Linked DNA regions of Mus musculus: region 2 is linked to region 1. A link is a loop called in an ENCODE intact Hi-C map of the cell type or tissue named here. Cell type or tissue: left cerebral cortex. All regions are shown on one strand.

What was found. Peaks named below come from ENCODE experiments on the same cell type or tissue, not always from the same donor. Only the 100,000 strongest peaks of a DNase experiment are listed, where the experiment ranks them.
Region 2: a loop joins it to region 1, with 4 times the contacts of the local background. A loop is called at or near these places in 8 of 42 quality-filtered maps.

The regions. Positions count from the first base shown.
Region 1 is chr5:113,369,406-113,377,405 of GRCm38, reverse strand. No RefSeq gene overlaps it. Among named protein-coding and RNA genes, the nearest start is that of Aym1, 16 kb to the right of the region's middle. In left cerebral cortex, CTCF peaks have their summits at 1,449 (motif pointing left) and 3,671; DNase peaks (open chromatin) are centred at 1,435 and 3,678; H3K4me3 peaks cover 637 bases; H3K27ac peaks cover 283 bases.
Region 2 is chr5:113,586,359-113,594,358 of GRCm38, reverse strand. It overlaps Wscd2 (WSC domain containing 2), which reads right to left. Exons shown (of 9, transcript NM_177292.3): 9 at 4,634-6,566. The coding sequence ends at 6,214. Among named protein-coding and RNA genes, the nearest start is that of Gm42002, 13 kb to the left of the region's middle. In left cerebral cortex, CTCF peaks have their summits at 2,035 (motif pointing right), 3,565 (motif pointing right) and 7,719 (motif pointing left); DNase peaks (open chromatin) are centred at 3,929, 4,320, 5,266, 7,736 and 6 more places; H3K27ac peaks cover 5,447 bases.

The DNA of each region.
Region 1 (8,000 bases):
TGAAGGTGCTTATTGCAGAACTTGGGGGCAGAGAACCACACAGTGTCCCTGGGTCTCAGAGCTTCTCAAGCAGAGGTGAGCTCTCATCAGCAGTGCCAACACTGGGGTCCCAGCCTGACCCAAGAGAGCCACCTTCTCTTAATACTAGAACGTAGGCTCCCAAAGCACAGCCTCTGATTGGCTCTCTTGCTTCTGTCTAAGAGAGTGCATTCCTTTTGGTCAACGCCTCTGGCTGTGACCCCATAGAAAGTGTCTCCCTTGGGAGTTGCCCATGGCCACTTAGCACCTGTAGCTCTGAGCTCCACCTCTGGTTCCCCCCACAGCACCTCAGGAAGGCTGTGATGGTACAGTCATGGCCTGGGGCTCCTAGCCTCCATCCAAAGCCAGTGCCTACACTGACCCAGGATTGAGATTCCAGGGGTTCCCTCCAGCTGTTGTGAGAAGAGTGCACTGGCTAGGCCTGATGAGATTCCTCTGTCCAGGAGCTCTGAGCTTCCGGCACACAAGAATAGAGCTGGCACACACTGTGATGTATTCTTGTCATTTATTGTTTGTTTGTTTTTTAGTGCTGGGGAGGCAGAGAGGACAATCCCTTGCTTGCCAGCCAGCCAGCCTAGTGAACCCAGCAAGCCTATACCAACGAGAAGCCTTGTCTCAGAGAACAATGTAGAAAGCACCTGCAGTGGCTGACACAGGAATACTAAAGGTCGACCCTCAAGAGTATAACTCACTCTTCATAGCAGCTACCACTCCCTCACAGCCTGGCTCCTTGAATGCTAACTTGACTCAAGCTATAGTCATCTGAGGGAGCAATGCCTCCATAAGATCCAACTGTAGGCAGGTCTGAGAGGCATTGTCTTGATTGATGGTTGATGGGGGGAGGGCCCAGCCCACTGTGGGTGGGGCCATCCCTGGATGGTAATGAGAAGAGCTGAGCAAGCTACGAGGAGCAAGCCAGTGAGCAGCATCCTCTGGCCCCTGCTTCAGTTCCTGCCTCCAGTTTCCTCCCTTGAATTTCTGCCCTGACTTCCCTTGATGGTTGACTGTAAATTGAAAGCTGAAATAAGCCCTCCCCCCCCCCACCCCCACCCCCTGGCAGGCAGAGCTGTAAAGACAGGATTAGAGGAATCTGGGAAAGAGATGGTGGCAATCTGGACTAAACTGGTGGCAAAATGTTTTCATTACATTGTTTGCAGTGGATATTTTGACTACAGCTATGGAAAGGTGGGCAGAGATTTCTGGGCTCACAAACTTCAGTGAGTTCATTGCTGTTTTGCACAATGTGCTGGGACAAAACGCCATGGCTGGAGGGATGTGACCATCATAGTAGACAGGAAAGGACCTGGGATAATGTACACTGCAAGAGCTTCCCTGCCCCCACGTGACTTCTTTCAGTCAGACACTAACTCCTAGTCTCCACAACTTGCTCCCCAAACAGCCCCACCTGCTGGTAACTGGTTGTATTACACACGAGCCTGTAGGGGAACCTTACAGATTCAATCTCTGACTGGAAAGATACAGAGAGATTTGGAAAGAAGAGATCCCTTCACACAGTTGAGTGAGGGGCTAGGGGAAGGGAGAGGCAGTGATGCCTGGAATCATCTTGTGTGAACCAAACTGTGGGTATTCTGTTCTGTTCATCGACAGGGAAACCCTGTGGAAATAAGCGGACCTTCACCCAGTCCACTGCCCAAGCCGTGTCCCCTCCTCCTTGCAAAGAGATCAGAGCTCAAAGATCCAGTTCACTGGTCAACTCTGCAGATCTGGCTCAAGAAGGCCAGTGCAGCTCCGGTTGTGTTTGCTTGGCCGTTGGTTGGACAGTTAGTATCTATCCACAAAGCTCCTTGCAAGGCAGAAGATGCACCAACAATAATTAAAAAGACGAGCTGGCCCGCTGGGCCCTTCAGTCCTGGGTGAACACCTATTGGGAAAGGGCACACCTGTAGTCCCAGATACTTAGGGACTGAAGAAGAAGGGTCATGAGTTTAAAAGAGGGAAAGGAAAGGGAGTGGGACTAGGCTCTGTCTCCACATCTGGGAAATGGGGATCCTTGGTCCCCCTCAGAGCTGTCATGTTACAGGAGGCACCACAGGGCAAGCTCCGCTCTGTGAAGGACAGCAGTGGTACTGGGGCAAATCCATTCTTGTGGAGAATGACCCTGGAACGCCCGGGAGTCACTTGGGCCTTTCCTCTCTAAATCTTTTTGTTGTGGTTTTGTTTTGTTTTGTTCTGTTTTTTTCAAGACAGGGTTTCTCTGTCTTGTGTAGCCCTGGCTGTCCTGGAACTCACTCTCTAGACCAGACTGGCCTCAAACTCAGAATTCTGCCTGCCTCTGACTCCCAAGTGCTGGGATGAAAGGCGTGTGCCACCAGTGCCTGGCCTTCCTCTTTAAATCTTAATCTTCAATTGCAGTTTCTATTTCCTTCTCCACTAGTGTCTGGCCTCCTTTTTACCCAATAAAGCCAAACACAGACTGGCATGTTGCTTTTTAAAAAGAAAAAAAGGAGGAAGGAAGGAAGAAAGGAACAAAGTTATAAGGCAGAGAAAAAATCCTTCAAGCATTCATTGAAAATTGTGAGCCTGTTTTGGAAGTAAGAAACCAACCATCGGTTTGCTCCTCCTGGCCTTCATCCTGAGTCGCAAGCCTTCCACCGTGATTCAAAACCCCCCCTCCCCCACCCCGGGAATGGCTGAAACATTGTTTTTCTCAGGGGAAATGAATCTTGGTCTGAAACTGAAGCTGACAGCATTCAGGACGCTCTCTGAGCCTGCTCTGGACACTTGCTGTTCTGCTGTGTGCAGAATCAGACCTTCATGCTGGGACATCTGAATCTATTCACAGGAACTCAACAGGATGTGCGGTTAATATTCTGACTATGATTAACCCCCCCCCAAAAGCTCTGGCCCCAGTTCCTTCCCTGCTCCCCTCCGAGGGCCCAGCTCTGCTGAAATGCATGTGGATTCGATCAGAGGGCCAGATTTATAGAGGCTGCCGAAGCCTGGCGTGCCAGCAGTCATAAGTTATATTCCTATTACGGCGTGGGCAATAAAAACTCAGATATGTATTCTGCTATATTTCGAGGAACCTTTGCAAAGCATCTGGGCTGCCCGTGAGATCTTATCCAGAAAGATGTCTCCTTGGTGGCCTGGAGCAGCCAAGGCCACTTTTGAACCTCAGTGCTGGGGTAGGTAAGATCAGTCAGGGTCCCCCTGAGATAGAATCCTGGTCCTGTTCCCTGGGGATAACAGGCTGTGTGTGACCTAGGCAAGACCCCTAGTTGCTTGTGCACACTGGAAATAGTATCCTCAGATGGTCTCGTTTACTTTTTAAGTAAGTAACTTTCTGACTCCAGTTTCTACCCAGTGCATTGTGCCCCTCTAGGAACCTTCTCTGTACTATAGTCCCACTGACCTGCAGTCAACACTGGGCTGAGGGTATCACATAGGAAGTATCAACAATAACTTATACACATTGTTGTACACAATTTGAGTAGGATGAGCAAAGCCTCTTGACATCCTACTGGAGCCAGAACCATTCCTTTGGAGGCTGGAAAAACTGGTTAAAAGCCCTGGCTGCTCTCCCAGAAGACCCAGGTTCAAAGCCCAGCACTGAGGTGGGCTTTCAGCCCTCTGTAGCTCCCGTTCCAAGGGATGCAGCACCCTCTTTCGGCCTTCCGAGGTACTGCATGCACAAGGAGGCAAGACACGGGTACCCATAAAGTAAAAATAAAGAAATCTTAAAACAAAAGAAGATAGCGGAGTCCAGACTGTCCGTGGTCGCTCGCAATAGCAACGGAGGCAGGTTCTACTCACTACACGGTCACGGTATGGCTGTTTGTCAAAGACCTGCTCGATTTACGTGCACCTCACTAGGTGCAGGGAGAGCCATCTCGATGGCGGAGGGGCCACGGTAACTTCCTTTTCTCGCAGCATAGTATGTTAACTGGCGGTTCTTATCGCTGTTGTGGATAGCGCCCAGGATGTGAACAGGGCGTCACCACACATACAGAGAGATGGCAGGCAGTCTCCTCATCTTCAGCCATCCTCTGGTGGTCTTGGAGCACCTCTCCTGTGGATGTGGGGGAGGGGGGTACTACGTAGCTGACATTATTTCTTCGCACTCCTGACGAGTGACAACCACCCTTAAGTGACTCCGCGCGGTGGCTGGGAACCGCTGGTGTGTGTGGAAGTAAATTAAAGCAACCCCGAGGACTGGGAACCTGAGCCCGGTCTAGCAAAGAGGGGGGCAGAGTCAACCCCACCCCCACCTCCGGCTGCTTCAGTGAGCATGGTAGCAGCTAGAGACTGGCAGAGGCCTTTGTCGGCTGCTCCCCTGATGGCAGGCTATCCCTGCTCCCTGGAAGATAAAAGGCCCTTCAGGCTGCAAGCCGTGCAGAAAGGCAAGCACCTGAAGCATCCAGCGTGGTTGGTGTGTGGCTGGTGATTGGGTGTGTGTGGGGGGGGGCGGGGGTCTCTTTGTATAGTTTCTGAAATTCTCGTGCCGTGTGTGAAGAGGAAGAGCTCTAGGTCTTCAGCAAATGCTGGGGCGCTGATCACTATGCAAGGGACCCCAGCAGGACTGCTGCCCCAGACACTGTGCGTAACCCTCAGGGGTTCTGTGGGTGCCGTGACGTGATAGGTGTGACAAGCCCTGCCTAGAGAGATATGAACATCATTAACTTCCTGAGTTCCCAGTGACAAAGCACAGCCCAGTCCAAGTTCACCCCAGGGAGCCAGTTTCTTAGGTTACTTACAGATCTTGAGTCCAGGGTCATAGAAAGGACTCTGGGTGACCCTAAAGCATCAGGAGGTCTGTGTCCCACACAGCACCCCATCCCTACCCCAACCCACATACACACGCCAGCTGCATGAAGATCATTCCTGTTAGTTTTCCTACCTGTGTACTATAGCACCTCTCTGAGACCCTGAGGACAATTAGGGACAAACTGCACTGGAATGATCTGGAGGAGTGGCTGGACATTCAGTCTAAGGTCCCATGACCCGCCCCAGTCCTCCTTCTTTGAGGAAATGTCAACAGCCCACAGGCCCAACTGCGATACTCTGACAAAGATGGCGGCTGCTCAGAGGACTAGACGGACCAGACAAAGCAGTCCCATCACAAGCTCAGAACTTCTTCTTGTGCGAGTGGCTCAACAGTCCTGAGCCTCGGTTTTCCCATCCGGAGAGTGGGTGAGTGCTCCCATTTCATAGAAGTTCTGAGTGAATTTTCCATGTTCTGTGATGTCCCCCAGCGCCCACTGCCCACCATTGCTTTGGCTGACTATACTGTTTGAAAGTCTTTTAGGTCAGCGGCCCGAATCTTGAGTTGCAATGACCGCCAGCCAATGAAGATTTGCCAGGAGCCTCCTGGCTGCTTCCTACGGGGGCTTGTTAGGATGAGTCTTCCGTTCACGGGGCTCACGGGGAAGGAAGGCTTTGCTTGTGAGCAAGTTCTGTGGGTGCTGGGAAGGGGAGGCCATGATAAGAAACTGGATAAGATTCTCTCTTCCTTTCCTTTCTTTTTTTTTTCCTTTTCCTTTTTCTTTTTCTTTTCTTTCTTTCTTTTTTTTTTTTTTTTGTTTGTTTGTTTTTTTGTTTTTGTTTTTTGAGACAGGGTTTCTCTGTGTAGCCCTGGCTCTCCTGGAACTTACTCTGTAGACCAGGCTGGCCTCGAACTCAGAAATCTGCCTGCCTCTGCCTCCCAAGTGCTGGGATTGGGATTAAAGGCATGGGCCACCACTGCCTGGCTTTTTTCTTTCTTTTCTTTTTTCCTCTCTAAGAAATAGATGCTAAGGATGAGAGACTGCCGGGAGCTCACAGCAGCTGCTAGGACCTGAATGGATCGGGCTGGGTGGGATTCTAGCTGAAGCAGATGATCTCCAAGCCCCATCCATGCAGAGAAACCATGTGGAGCAGATAGCCGTGTGGGGGAGCGTTGCTCTTTACTGAGGGTGTGGTCACTGATAGGCTTCCAGTGCTCCCGTGGATGCCCTGAGCCCATGGTAGGTTAAGGAGCTGGGCAGGGTCTGTGCTGGTAGGGCCACAAGGGGAGGCGGAGGGCGGAACGGAGGTAGTCGGTGCATTCATATGTCATTGTCCGTGGGTAGGAAATTCTCAAGAGTGAAGAAAATTTTAACACAGAGCATGGGGCTAAGGAAGCATGGCAGGGGCTGTACATGAGGAACACTAAGCCAACAAAAAAAAAAGTGTGGCAAGCTACTGGGGTCAGATAAAGCGAAGTCCCATGATGCCCTGGCCCCATGGTGGCCACTTGTATCTTCTTTCTTCCACCCTTGGACCTTCTGTTCTGTTCCCCACACAGCAGGAGCTCGGTTTCTCCTGTTCATTGCTCCCTTCTGCCATGAGCACAAAGCCCCAGCTCTTTGTCTTGTCCTAAAGTGCCCTGCTGACCCCTGCTGACCCCTGCTGACCCCTGCTCTTCTGGCTTCAGGGTGCCCAAGGTGGAGAGGCTGAGGTTTCCTCCTCAGCTGTATTCTCTGCCTCTCCATCTGGGCCACCATCTTTCCCACCCCAGGGCCTTGGCGGGTGCTCCTCTGTGTGCCTGGGAGGGTCTTCCTTGAGCCCTGTCCTGTCCCCATCTCCCAGTGACATCTCAGCTCTGTCCAGCTTCCTCACTTGGGCACTCCTTGGGGACACACACACCCTCACTCTCTTACATACTGCATTTGTCCTGGTAGGTTCTCAATACATCGAATGAATGAATGAATGAATGAATGAATGAAAATATGAAGCTAAAGCATACTGACTGATTCTGAGCGTGCTAGGCACGGGGTCCTCACCTGTGCCTGAGGCTCTGGGGAGTGACACCTCCCACCCCTCTCCCCATGTTGCTTCCTCAGAGAAGCACACACTCCTGTCCATTTTCTCCCACGGGGGCTCTACCACCTGATGTTCCCAAAACCTCCCCGAACAGCACAGCTGGCTGGGAGCCCAGCTTCTGAACACTCTGAACTGCCAGGGGGAACATTTTACATCCAAACCACAGCACCATTCTGATGGCTGTCTGTGCTCGAGCAAAAAAAACAAAAACAAAAACAAAAACAACAAAAAAAAAACCCTCCCCATCTCTGACTTGATTTTCCCATCAGAAAAATGGGACCAATACTCACACCCGAGCAGACAGTACAAGATCTGGAATGCCGGCAGTCCTGCAGCTCACTGTGTGGCCCAGGCTGGCCTCAGACTCTTGCCTCTGTCTTCCCAGTGTTGAAATCACAGTCAAGAGTCAACACAGCTGGGCGGTGGTGGCGCACGACTTTAATCCCAGCACTTGGGAGGCAGAGGCAGGCAGATTTCTGAGTTTGAGGCCAGCCTGGTCTACAAAGTGAGTTCCAGGATAGCCAGGGCTATACAGAGAAACCCTGTCTCAAAAAACAAAAACAAAACAACAGCCAAGTCAACACATCTGGAAGTTCTGGGGTTTTTTAAAGTCCCGCTCTCTTCTGGGTATTTACTTGGACCATGGGAACTGGGATCTGCAGAGCTGTCTAAATATGGCTTCCTCTCTCCATCTGGGCTACGGTCTCCATTATCTGCCCATTTTACAGATAAGAGGCCCAAGCATCAAGGAATTCAGGCTAAGCCCCAAGTGTAGAAAACTGCACTGTCATGTCCAAAGGCCACTCAACCTGACTGGAAACCTGTTCCCTTCCCACCGCACCTGTCAAACAAGACGGACTCACACAGAGCTCCAAAGCTGAGAGCAGACAGGCCCTGTCAGGGGGAGCTCCTGCTGCCTCTGGCCACAGCCCATGGGATGGAGGCCATCCACCTCGCTCTGCTCTAATTGCAAGGCCCCTCCGCAGGCAGGCTTGGTAAACGCTCCGCTCCTGAGCTGACGGCTTTGGGGGCCCTCCTGTCACCCTGTTTTACAGCCCTCTCGTTGAAGAGCAAAATCTGTATTGATTTTAGAACAACTCAAGCTGTAAATTACTGGCCATGATCGGCTTGGTAACCCTGAGATGAGAATCTATTGACTG
Region 2 (8,000 bases), 220 kb before region 1:
ATCATGACCAAGGCAACTCTTAGAAGGACAACATTTAATTGGGGCTGGCTTACAGGTTCAGAGGTTCAGTCCATTATCATCAAGGTGGGAGCATGGCAGCATCCAGGCAGGCATGGTGCAGGAGGAGCTGAGAGTTTTACATCTTCATCTGAGGGTTGCTAGGAGAAGAATCACTTCCAGGCAACTAGGAGGAGGGTCTTAAAGCCCATGCCCACAGTGACACACCCACTCCAACAGGGCCACACCCACTCCAACAGGGCCACAAACTCCTAAGAGTGCCACTCCCTGGGCCAAGCCTATTCACACTACCACAGGAGCTCAGATGGGGGTGAGAGCAAGATATCTCTGTTCCTGGGTCACAGATCTCATGCTGCCAAGGGCTAACTCAGGCCTACTCTGGCCACTGACTGTGGTGCCTCTTAGGACTTTTATTGGGACATGACTACTACAGAGAATCATGGCACCTACTATGTGCTGGATGCCATGTGAGTTTGAGAGAGACGGTTAAAGGCCTGGGTGGTGGCCATAGCTGTCAGTGCCCTCGGGACAGTGTGTCAGTGGTCTGAACATCAATGTGTTATTTCCTGCATGATACTGGCAAGCTCACAGGATCACCTGCCTACGCACACATGTATACACACACACACACACACACACACACACACACACACACACACACACACACACACACTGTGGTCCTTCCACCAGGAGGCTTTGGGACCTTGGGCCCAATCTTTTGGAAAACTGGCTTCAGAATATCTTAGGTCAGCAATCGTGTCGAGTTCAGGAAGCGTGGCAGCCATACAAAGGGGCTGAGTGCCCACCCCAGGTCTCACCAAGTCTCCTCCCTGAGCCCTTTCCTTTGGTACTCATGAAGGTCACCAGTGAGCACTCTGCTATGCCATTCTGGTAGTCTGGGAGCTAATGCAGGGAGCACCACAAACTCATTTGCATCAAGGAGCTGCCTCCCTCAAGGCCTGCACTTTCCAATCAGCAACAGGGCTGCCTGCGGGGGGGGGGGGGGGGGGCTGCTGGAATTTAGCCACTATTGTGCAGAGAGGCAAGATGGGGTGGTGCAGAAACACCCCATCCCTTCTCCTTCGTGTTCTGAGGTGTGCCCTCCTTTCCAGACGTCTCTCTCCTGAACATTGGCAGACTGCAGGCTGTAAATCTAAAGGGGATAGTGAACTGTAGACAAATGAACAGACATGTCGCCGAGGGCACCTCACCGCCCTGTGTCAATCAGTGCTTTCTGGAAAGAGGTGGGACATGTTTCCGTGTCACCATGAACAGCTCTCTGCCCCTAAATCCCCATACCTCTTACATCCCATCTGTGTCTCTGGGAGGGAATGAATGTACCTGGACAGATTTTTTTTTCCCCCTTGGAGACAGTCATTTACTCTCATGCAGTCAGGGTATAAAACAATGCCAGGGCAATGATTTAAGGCTGTCTGTCTGTCTGTCTCCTTTCCTCCCCTTCTCTCCCAGTACACCCTCTGCTTCTTCTACCTTCCAAACGGGCTCTGATGGTTTCTGGTTTCAACCCCGGGCACTGTCACCAGTGTCTGTGTCCCAGTGTGAGTTAGTTAACATCTTTAAGCCTCTCAGGCCTCCCACCATGTCCTGGGTGGGTCCCACCTCCACGTCTCTCCTCGGCAGTTCAGAACAGAGAATGGAATTAGAGATGTCTGTAGCTTTCTCTATGCCCTTCTTCCTCCATCTCTGCCAAGCAGAACTCCAAGGGGATAGGGCTCTCTTGACACTGTGTTCTCAGTAGGGAAATCTCGCTGGGATCTTAGTCACAGGATTCCCTGGGGTGGGAACTGCTGAAGCCGGGAGCTCCAGGCCCTGCTGGCCTTTTTTGTCTTGTCTCTACTTCAGCGTGGGGTCTGGTCCTCTGCGTGCTTACCCCAGCACCCTCTGCTTGGCCTCTCTCTGTCCTCACTCCCTCTGTGCCTCGACTAAAAAATTAAAGAAGAAGAATATCTATTTATTTTATGTATATGAGTACACTGTAGCTGTCTTCAGACACACCAGAAGAGGGCATCAGATCCGATGACAGATGGTTGTGAGCCACCATGTGGTTGCTGGGAATTGAACTCAGGACCTCTGGAAGAGCAGCCGGTGCTCTAAACCACTGGGCCATCTCTCCTGCTTCTGTGCTGCAAATTTTGAATATTTCGACAGTGAGCTGATGCTGGCGTGTTGTTCCCTCCCCCCATGAGGAGGGACCCCAGCAGCGTCATACTGAGTAAGAGGCATTCTCTCCTCCAGCCGTCAGACTACTGAGTCAGGTGCTGTCTGATATTCATTTCCTTTCTTTCCCTCTCTCACTTCCTCCCTCCCTCAAGCCTATTACCATAACAGCAGAGCTGAGGACAGGACAGCGCAGCCCTGGTTCTGCAGATTCTGTTGCTAAGGAAACCACTTCCTTGGTTACCAGGCTGGGTACATTTGTCTCACTAGGCCTGGATCCCACAGAGCCACCCCCCACTCTGCAGGATGAGGAGATGAGGGTGGGAGAGAGGGAGGAAGGGAAGAGGAGAGAAGTAGAGAGCTCTAAGATCAAGGGGTAGAGGTGGGGGAGACACGTGCAGCATTAGTGGGGAGACTGAGAATGGGAGGGCAGTGAGGAGGACAATGAGGAGGATGGCGAGGAGGACGGTGAGGATGGCGAGGAGGATGTTGAGGAGGATGGAGAGGAGAACTGAGGAGGAGGAGGATGGTGAGGAGGATGTCGAGGACAGTGAGGAGGACAGTGAGGAGGATGGAGAGGAGGACTGTGAGGATGATGGAGAAAGACAGAGGGGACAGTCAGGGGCAGGCAGAATGGAAAGGGACAATAAGACAGCTGGAGGAAGTCAGACCTCAAAGAGGGAAATCGGGGCTTTAAGGCAAAAAGGAGGAGGGATGAGGAGAAAGAAAACAGAGTGGCAAGGAGACTAGTCCTAGGAGGAGCTGCCTGCATCCCCCCTGCCTCTCCTCTCCCCTCCCACACTGGATGCAGCCGCCTCCAGGGCGCCTAGGGAAACAAACCTGGAATTGATTCCCATAATCAGCTGTATTCTACTTGAGTCTGGGAGTCACTGTGGGAAGACAGCAGGATCCAGCCTGGATGACCCCCAGTTCCCTGCTCCTGTCCACACTGCTTTCCCCAGTGAGAGTCTTAGCCCTGGAATCAATGTCCATGTTGGGGCTCAGCAGTCTCTGCCATTCATAGGGGCCACCAGGGGCCTCGCTCCCCTCCCCCAAATGCTTTCTGTGAACCCCGCAGAGATGTAGAGTTCTTCTTTTTAATAATTTTAGCAGTCAGGATTCTCTCATGCTGCTTCCTTTCCTTTCCTTTTTTTTCTTTGTAAAGGTTTATTTATTTATTTCATGTATGTTGAGTACACTGTAGCTGTGTTGTGAGCCATCATGTGCTTGCTGGGAATTGAATTCAGAACCTCTGCTCACTCCAGCCCTGCTTGCTCCGGCCCAAAGATTTATTTATTATTATATGTAAGTACACTGTAGCTGTCTTCAGACACACCAGAAGAGGGCATCAGATCCCATTACAGATGGTTGTGAGCCACCATGTGGGTTGCTGGAATTTGAACTCAGGACCTTCGGAAGAGCAGTCAGTGCTTTTAACCGTTAAGCCATCTCTCCAGCCTGAGATGGAGAGTTCTTAAGTCCTTTTTTTAAGTCTCTGAAACAGGGCACACAGGGCCTGTGGTGGACTGGTGGTAATTCATGCTCAGGAAGTATGTGTGAGTTAAAAAAAAAAAAAAGCTACTTTCATTCCTCCCAAGTCTGAAATATAAAGACTTGATTCCAGATGGCCACAGGAAGGGCAGGCATCGGTTGTCGTGACAGGCGCTTACAGCCCAGCCTCACCCCTGGCTATGGACTTGTGACATTAGAAAGGAGTGGGAGGCAGATGCCTTATGGTCCTGAGACAAGAATCTAGGCCAGCTTGATGTCACATGGCTTCCTTCAGTGGGAACAGGTGGGTGAAGGTAGCCTCAGAGACATAGATGGGTCTTAGGTTCAAAGCAAGGATCTAAGATTGGTCAGCCCAAGTTCAACGGTCTAGGATGGAGGGGGGGGGGTGGCTCTGACAGGTCAGACTTGGTTTAACACTGACACCTTAGTTGGCCCCGGCCCAGATGAGCTCAGTCACCCAGCATGGCCTCAGTGAACAGCTTTCCCTCCCCCCAGGGACTGTCACTGAAGTCTTTCTTCCTGCTCTTCCAGCATTGGTGGCCCAGGACTCTGGGTGGGGAGAAGCCCCTCTCTGCTTTCTCTCCACCCATCTCAGCAGCCCCACTCCCTCACTGCCCACAAGACAACATTAAAAGCTCCTCCTTCCACTGACTGGGGAAGTCTCTGGTCACAGCCTTCTCCACAGAAGGCCCAGTCTAGTTGGTGACAGAAGCCAGGAGGAGGTTTGTTGATGGAGATGGGGAACTGCGGGGTCCCTGGGCATCTCTCTCCCACAGACACTCTGCTCCACATCTGTGCATGATAAACCCAGAGAAGTTCACACCTTAGGCCTTCCCTCTCCTCTCTCATTCACACATACACACACACTCCCCCCCGCCCCCCGAGGAAACACTCCATGTGTGAACATGCCATACACAACTGGGCAGCCAGTTAGCAACAAAACTCTCTTTTAATGATAGTGTTGACCTGAGGAATCTTCGAACAGAAAGTTCGTGACCAGAGGAGGCCACTTGCAAAGAACTGGCCCATGTTTTGGACCCAGAGTCTCTCAGAGAGCTTAGACCTCCAAGCAGGAGGGGAGGCTAGGCCCTCTACTGCCCAGTGAAAAGAAAACTAGAAATTAGTCTGGGGCGGGGGAAACACCATACAAAATACATTCAGAGCCCCCTTGGCTGAGCCCTGGGGTGGTCCAAACCCTCCAGATGAGGGCGTTGGGAAGGGAAGCCAGTCCTTTTTTGTGTGGCCAGTGTCCAAGGGGCAGAATGTCTTGGTCATATTCCTCTTAAAAAAATATATCTCTCTTTTCACGAATCTTCTCCAGGGTTCCTTGGCTAGGTGGGAAGGAGTGTTCATTTGCCCCGCCCCCCCACCCCCCAGGCTGCGGGGGTGGAGGTGGGGGAGGGGCTGCTCCGGTCAAAAGAGCAAGGGGCTGTGACTATGGCTTTTGCGTTTATGTAATGGGAACGGTGAAGGGCTGGAGGGGAAGCCAGAGGGATCCAAGGTGGGGGAGACGGGGATCCTGGATGCATGCTTCCTAAAACGTGATCAGTGACTTGAGTCAGAAATCCTTTGGTGTCTAAGCGTCTTCGAGAAAGAGCAGCGGCATAATGGGAATGGAAAGCCATTCTTAGTGGGGACTCTGAGGAGTCCCCAGTTGGGGCTGGCCCTGTCGGGTTGCAAGCAAGGGAAGGGAGGCTGATGGCTTAGAGGGTAGGGGACAGTTTTGGGTGTGGCTCTCTCTGAGTTGGAGCACTTTTGTTCCCTGCCCTGGGGTAGTGGAAGGACTCCCTGGTTAAGGGATCAATCCAGGCAGTGTAAGATAGCCAGTTCAGGTCCCACCCTGCAATGTTGGGTCCTCTGGGCTTCCGTATGTGGCACATGGCCAACCTGTTGGGTTGGTTTTTGGTACCTAAGGGACTTTGGAAGAAGGATCAAGAACCCCAACGTCACCCTCATCCCCAAGACACGACAGCACGAGCAGACAAGACAGGGTTGCTGTCCTGGAGGGGGGGCAACACCCGGCTTGGGCCTCTTATGTGCTTTAGCCTGGGGCGGTTCCCACTGTAATGCCAGAGCACCAGTCTCCATGGTCCTCAGAAGTGAGACGCCCAAGGCCACGGAGACAGGTCCCAGCCAGCTGTCTGTCACACAGAGGTGGCCTGAGAGAGATCAGAAAGCTGGTGCCTGCTCAGGGGAAGAGGCAGGGGCCCACACAGTCAGAAGAGGGTCATTGCTTGCAAAATGTCCATCAGCTGCCACAGCCAGACCCTCCCAACCTCTGCCAGATAGCCTCTCCCTTCTCCCACCACCAATAGCAGGGTCTGGGATACTCCAAACCAGGCAGCCTACTCTCCAGGGAAAGGTGTCTAGATATCTCCTCCTCCTGAGGCCTCAGAGGGGCCTTTCTGAAGGCAGGCAGAAGCCTGGGGCTGTCTTTGTGCCAGAGGGAAGCCAGCTCTTTGAAGCCAAGGGGCACCGGATGCTGGGTCCCTCCCTGGCTGCCCATCATCTTGGGCCATAGGCATCAGGCACCCCAGTGAGGTTGCGGCTACGTAGTGCCGTGTCCACCATTCGGATGTAGGCGGCAATGGTCCTGCGCATCTCGGCTGTGTAAGGGTCATACTCCAGCTTGCGCAGCCCCGAGCGCTTGAAGTTGCCGTCCTTCTGGCTCTCCACGCACAGCAGCCGATCCTCCCTGACCGCCACGCCCAGCAGGCTGACCATGCGGCCCAGCTGCGTAAACAAGTCCTGCTTCAGGTCCTCGAAGTGCACCACCAGGACGGTCTTGCCAAACTTGAGCCAGTCCAGCGTGTGCGTGGCCCACCACGGGGCATAGTTCCTCACGAACTCGGGCCACTCTGCGGAGAGAGCAGAGCGTCAGCCCGCCACTAGATAGATGGGCAGATGACAAACCTTCCGGACGCCTGAAACCCACGTGTGCTTTTTTGGGTAACACACCCCTGGCTGGTGCCTGGTTTACTACAGGCACAGCCCTACCTATACACAGAACCACAGCCTGAAAACAGATACCACCAAACTGCGGAGGCACAGAGATGCTGGGTTATACAGGAAGGGCTGGGAGCAGAGAGCACTCGCTTGCCAAGATTGCTGGAAGCTCTGGGTTTGGACCCCAAGAAGCTGTATGGGTAGAGACTGTAGTTCTGTGGGGGAGGTTGGAATGTTGCAGATCCAAGGACTAATTAGCTTACCTTGGGCTAGGCCTAGACCTCTGGAACACCTAGGTAGTGACAATTTTGGTTTCTTTAGGAATATAAGAATTTGCTTTTGCTTTAATCCCAGGTGTGGGTAGGGGCCGCTTCAGACTGTCCACAGCAGCTGTCTTATGATTTGCCTTGTGCCCTAGCAGGCAGATCATTTTGCCAGCTGCAGATGGTTTCTGCAATTGTGTGACACCGGGGATTCCGGGGACTTTTCAGAGGGTAGATAAATGCTTGAGCTTAGAGTGGGGAGAGTTGTTGGTTGTGGTTTGTTGAGTAGTTGTACATAAAAGAAGAGAAAGAAAAAATAATACATAAAAATAAATAAAAAGGAGAAAGAAAAAATAAAAAGGGGAAAGAAAAAATAAAAAGGAGAAAGAAGAAAAATTTGGATTCTAATGGCAAAGATCTAGGAGCCCTAAGAAATTTGACACACGTAATCGGTAGGAACTAGTCTAACCATAATAATATTCCTTTTTCCTTTCCTCTCTTGTCTTTTTTTCTTCTTCTTTCTGGTGTTAGGGGTTGAAAGGGTGGAAGAAAAGAGGGGAGAAGGGTGGAAGAAAACAGAACCCACACTGTAGCAAAGACTGTCTGCACAGCTCACTCTTGCAAATCTGTCTGTTGGAACTAACACCCCCCCTACTAGTAGAAACCTTTTGGAATCTATTAACAGACAAGACATGGGCTGGCGAGGTGGCTCAGCGGGTAAGAGCACTGACTGCTCTTCTGTAGGTCCCAATCCCAGCAACCACTTGGTGGCTCACAACCACCTGTAATGAGATCTGATGCCCTCTTCTGGTGCATCTGAAGATAGCTACAGTAATAATAATCTTTGGGCCAGAGTGAGCAGGAACTGAGCGAGCAGGGCCGACCAGAGTGAGCAGAGGTTCTAAATTCAATTCCCAACAACCACGTGAAGGCTCACAACCATCTGTACAGCTACAGTGCACCCACATACATAAAAATAAGTAATTAAATCTTTAAAACAAACAAACAAGACAGCTAGCTTCTACCAGCCCAAGGCTAAGAATATCATCAGCCAGCACCTTGGGCTGAAAGGAAATAAAACTT